2 separate regions of the Homo sapiens genome follow, and region 2 is linked to region 1. The links are chromatin loops, found by intact Hi-C in ENCODE. Cell type or tissue: pancreas. All regions are shown on one strand. Each heading gives the region's core, and the rest is flanking DNA. Links, peaks and the distances in the headings are about the cores only.

Region 1 (2,810 bases), core at 107-2,606:
AAATAGTGTAGCCTCTCATCTGCCTGGAATGGATTAGGTGTAATCCACGTTGAAGGTGGGAGGCTAAACAGCTGTCGAGTTTGTAACTACCACAATGATTTACATTAGGAAGTAAATCAAAATCCCCACCTAACCCACCTGGTACAGGAAGATTTCCTTCATGAGGTGGAGCTTAGAAGAGGATGTGGAATAGAGCAGGGTCTACATGACTATTCCACTTTTTTGTATTACAACAAAATGAACTTCTTTCCCTTGCTGAGAACATCTGGCCATTCCCTGCCTTCTCCTTACTCTCGCCTCAACCCCCATGCACATACGTGCATACAAACACTTAAAATTTCCTTTCTGAATTCCACTCATCTTTCCAGCCCTAACTAACATTCCAAGCCTTCCATAAATCCTTCAGGGCCACCTCAGCTCATCCGTACTCTGTACCTCTTTAGTGTTACATGCACCTGTAGATTAAATTGCAGCTAAATCTCTCAATCAACTCACCAGAATAGCTCATGTCCTTCATTGCCTGTGTGAAACGTACATGGCACAGTAAATACACTTGGCTAGGAAGTTACTTTCTAATATGTCAGTGTACTTCAGCTCCTAACAATTGACTTGGATACTTACCAAGAGTCATTGTGTTTGTTCCCAAACCTGTTAATGTCAGACATGCTTATGACAGGCGTATGCTGTTAGTATTTACATAATTTAATTAAATATTACATAAAATGAGTACAAAAAGAAAGCAGGTTGTTTATTCTGAAAACTACATTGGAAAGAGTTTTTTTAAGGTGAACTGCTTTTTTAAAACTGCTGCTGAATCAGATGTGAGGTAGATATCTGTTAAAGATCTCAAGGAATTTTTTTTCTTTTTTTTGAGACGGAGTTTTGCTCTTGCCACCCAGGCTGGAATGCAATGGTGCAATCTTGGCTCACTGCAACCTCTACCTCCTGGGTTCAAGTGATTCTCCTGCCTCAACCTCCTGAGTAGCTGGGATTAGAGGTGTCCGCCACCACACCCAGCTAATTTTTGTATTTTTAGTAGAGATAGGGTTTCAACCATGCTGGCCAGGCTGGTCTCGAACTCCTGGCCTTAGGTGATCCACCCGCCTCAGCCTCCCAAAATGCTGAGATTACAGGTGTAAGCCACCATGCCTGACCACAAGGAATTTTTAAATCTAAAATGATTCTACACTCAAGAGTGGTTTACAAATATTTTTAAGTTCTCATTCTACGTTAAAGAATACTTTTAAATTATAGAAGAGTTATCCAAGAAAAAATGATTGATGTAGACCCCAAGAAGATCCTTAATCAAATAAAAGATCTTGGTTCTACATCAAAAGACTGGTAAATAAATACACATCTAGATGCTCTAAGTTGCTGTAACGTGTCTAGGTATGTATGTATCACAGATTTATGACGTCCCACTTGAACCATGTTTTCTTAATGATCTGAGCAACAATCAGTCCAGATCATGTTGGTTTAGAGGGATTCTATTGTTTTTGTAGGTATGTGGCCTCAAACCCACAATGATTATTATTATGTCTTTCAGAGAAGAGACTGTTGTGGTCCACAGCCCTCAGCATTCCACACGGGATCAAGTGTTTTACAAAAGGTAAAAGTCACAGTTGCCTAGGAATCGGAAGACCCAAATTCGGGTGCGAACTCATCACTTTGCCAAATTTCAATTATAAGCAATTTTCAGGTTCTACATGTTATAAAACAGGAACCATAACACTAGACCTACTTACTTCATGGTGTATGTACAGGAAACAACGTAGACAATATTAGAAAGGCAATTTGAAAAATGCGAAGAGCTATATAAATGTAAGGATGTGCAGTGGATGCTAAATACGTTTTTCTTAAATGAGTGAGTAAAGAACAATGGAAACAAACAAGCAACTCCCTTAGACTCCAATGGCACGGAGAAAGGATTGTTTTGAAAACTGATATAATTTTCAATGTTTGAGGTGATGGATACGCTAATTATCCTGATTTGATCATTACACATTATATACAGGTATATAAATACCACTATATCCCATAAATATGTAGTTACTATGTGTCAATTAAAAACAATAATAATAATAAAGTGCCCTGTATTGATGCAAGGTTGGCCTGAACACAGAATTTCAACTGACTAGCAAAGTAGGTAAATCTCACAAGTTTTGCTGGTCTTTCATATCTTCTATTATTTCCTCCGGTATTTATTTTTATTTTTTCAGACTGTCTTAGCAAACTACATAAAATCAGAGAAAAGTAATTCTCGGCTGTGTTTCTACCTCCTCTATCTGCCAGAAAAGGAAACATCCATTGTGAGTAGGACCCATTTCATTCATGAGGCTAAGAAGCAATAAACCCTCTTAAAATACCTATTTCAGGCCAGGCACGGTGGCTCATGCCTGTAATCCCAGCACTTTGGGAGGCTGAGGCAAGTAGTTCAAGGCCAGCCTGGACAGCATGATGAAACCCTGTCTCTACCACAAATACAAAAATTATCCAGTCTCATAACCCAGTCTCAAAAGAAACAAATTAAACACAATTTTAAATAACTATTTCATTTAAATGGTTAGTGATGCTTTTGCTGATCAGCAATGAAGAGCCTTTGCATACACAAATCAACTTATATGAAGTTAGTCACTGCCCAGAGGAAGAAACAGGCCACTGATATTCCCAAGAATGTAGACAGGAAGTAGACTTCTCAGGATCTTGTTTAAGGTAAGATATTTTCACAACTCAAGAGGTATGGTCTTATACGGCTACCATTTCCATGCATTTTCCCTAAGTGACATCTGCAGTTGTTTCAGGATGTCTAA
Region 2 (2,810 bases), core at 160-2,659, 64 kb before region 1:
AATTAATTTCTAGCCGCGTTAACAGCATTTTTATGAAAAAGTAGGCTGGAAATTCAAACTTGATATTTCTCCATGAGCCTGCATCACCTTCTTGGATCTCCTACACATTGTTTATGCCATTTGACGGATACCTGACTTAGAGACTCCGCCACCTCTAAGTTATCAATGGTTACCTATGTCAAGGCTGAGCTGGGGAGAGTCAGTGAGGGGCAGTGATAGAGGTCCTAGGATAGAGAACAGAATGAGGGTTTCAGGCGGTCCATGCACAAGGAGAGGAGATGGGGACTGGAGAGACTTGGGAACAAAGAGTATGGGACAGTTTCCCACCGGCATGATCTCCAAAGCTACTCCGGTCCTAGGTCAGCAATGATCCTACCCCATTCACATTCTTCCAACCCTGCTCACCAATTTAGTCGCAAGAGGAAGTATACCACAATAGGAAGAACAAAGCCTCTCTGCCTCTTCCTAGCTCAATGGGCAGGCTTGGGCTGTTTAGCTGCTCTGAGCCTCTGTTTCCTCATCAGCAAGGATGCCCCCACATAATTTTTTACGGCTATTTTGGGATTAAATGAAACACCCTTTGTGACATACTGCCCAGTATCACACATAGTTGGCACTCACCAAGTATGAGGCCTATCATCAGAAATATTTAGTTTCTGTAAACTTTCTCTTTCCAATTTTAATCTGAGGATTGTGTCCATCCTGCTCCATGAGAGAACAGCAGATCTTAAAAGGGGGTAGCATAAAATCCTTCTATCTTATATGCAAGCCAAACCCCCAATTCTTGTGCATTGATTTTATTTTACATATGTAAGAGTTATAAATTGGACAGTCACAAACTAGAGGTAAGTCCACCACCATCCCAAACTGAGGAGCGGCGGTGTAGCAGAGGGCAAAATACCAGTCAATAAAATCTCAAACTGGTTTTGCTCCGATCCACCCAAGCACAGGTGCTGGTCCCAAGTATAGGTCCCACCCAAGTACAGGTCCCTTTTGCTCCATGACTGCCACCATCTCCCTGGGCATCCTGAATGTGACTCTATTTTGGAGGTGGGGAACAAGGGGCTAACAAATGCCCTTGGATGTTGAAGCAAGGTGTCCACCTCAGACAGGTAAGATGAGCTGAGTCAAACTTCCAGGCACAGGCATGTCATTCGTACTCTAAGATGAGCAGATGCCTGGCAGCCAGCCAGCTCCTCAGAATGCTTTTGCCTGATGGTAATGAGAAGGGCTTCAGGCATAGCTCCTCTCTGCAAGCATCATTCAGAGATGCTCCTTTAAAGTTCCATAGGTATTGGCCAGGCCCCACCCATCTGCTGGACACTAGGGCTGACCATGGACAGCACTCGCCTCATGCAGACACTTTTTATTTCTGGTCTTCCGTCGTTCACAGGAACCATCCTCAGACCCATCCCAGCCACTTGGCTCCCTTTCCTACTCCTCCTGATCTCTCTGAACTCTGCTTCCCTGCTGGTAACAGCCAGGTAGTCCAGAATGACTGTGCTCCATGGCATCTAGTCTGCTACTGCCATGCTGGCTTACACAGAGGGGTGGGACCCAAAGGCACTATAGTGGACATCTGTCCTTCTTGCTTGACCATCATCATCACCTCCTTCCTATATTTAGAAATTTTCCCACCAAGCCCAGCCCTCTTTCCTTATAGAAGCTAAAAGTACTGTACAGTCTGCCATGCACATGCAAGTGACTTTGCTATTCCTCACACTGAGAGGTGGAATCTATCTATATATTCTTTGAAGCCGTACTTCACTGTGAGTCTTGCTTTGGCTAATGATGCAGAGGAAGGGACTTGAAAAACGCTTGAGCATTGGAGCTTATTGCTGCTGGGAGTCCTGTGATCACTAGGCAAAGAAGTCTAGGCTAGCATCCTTGAGACTGAGGGGTCACACAGAGACAGACCCCGTTCCAATTATCCAAGCTAAGGGCCCAGATAGGTGAAGCTATCCTATGCCATCCAGCCCCAACCGAGTTAGCCCAGACCATAAGAAGCACTCAGTCAACCCACAGAATTGTGAGAAATAATAAACACGTATTAGCCACTAAGTTTCAGGGTGGATGTTAAGCAACAGTAGACAACTGATAAAGCAAGTATAGCTTTATGAAGATGCAAATGCATCCATTCTTTAAGTACACCTATGTTGAGCTATTACATGCCAACGAGAAGACAAGCAAAGAATAAAATGGTTCCTATAAGGACCGTTTTTTCCTTTGGGGTTTGTTAACGTTATTGTTCATTTTGATCTGAGTTTTCAAATTGGTGCCATCTGGCTGAGTTCTGTAGACAAATAGTTTAACTGAGCAGTAGTGTGTAAAAAATTTTTTTGGAATGTGAATCCCTTCAGATGGGGCATGTATTCTTCAGTTCTGCCACAGTCCTCATCACTCTACAGTGGTGTCGTCCGTACTCCTTCAACACTCTTAAATTGCCTGCATGGCTTTGAGAAATACCTGATTTTCCCCAAATCTTAACCAGGTAGGGTAATAAATTATGGAACACTATGTATAGAAAACCTGAAACTTCTCCACACTGTCGGGGATATTTTATCATCAGTGACAGTATAGGGCAGAGGTTGAATTGAAAAATGGATTAAAAACTGAGAAAAGATGATGAGAAAGCATGGGGAGTTGTGGGTATCACCACAAACATCTTGGAGAATGTTCACAGGGAAAGAGATTCAATCGCACTCACTCTTCATCTTCCTCTTTTATATGGGCAAGATCTCCATGAGTCATGGTTCTCCCAATAAAGGAATAAAACACAAGATAATATATGAGATCATTGGCGACTATCT

The links. A loop is a pair of places that touch in the nucleus more often than their neighbours do. Peaks named below come from ENCODE experiments on the same cell type or tissue, not always from the same donor. Only the 100,000 strongest peaks of a DNase experiment are listed, where the experiment ranks them.
Region 2: it touches region 1 in a loop (5-fold over the local background); 1 of 110 quality-filtered maps calls a loop at or near these places.

Annotation. Positions count from the first base shown.
Region 1 is chr9:4,243,721-4,246,530 of GRCh38, forward strand. The region is part of intron 2 of GLIS3 (GLIS family zinc finger 3); the gene reads right to left. Among named protein-coding and RNA genes, the nearest start is that of GLIS3-AS2, 54 kb to the right of the region's middle. In pancreas, for the core only: no CTCF peak of the experiment used is centred there; no DNase peak of the experiment used is centred there.
Region 2 is chr9:4,179,921-4,182,730 of GRCh38, forward strand. The region is part of intron 2 of GLIS3 (GLIS family zinc finger 3); the gene reads right to left. Among named protein-coding and RNA genes, the nearest start is that of GLIS3-AS2, 120 kb to the right of the region's middle. In pancreas, for the core only: no CTCF peak of the experiment used is centred there; a DNase peak (open chromatin) is centred at 1,191.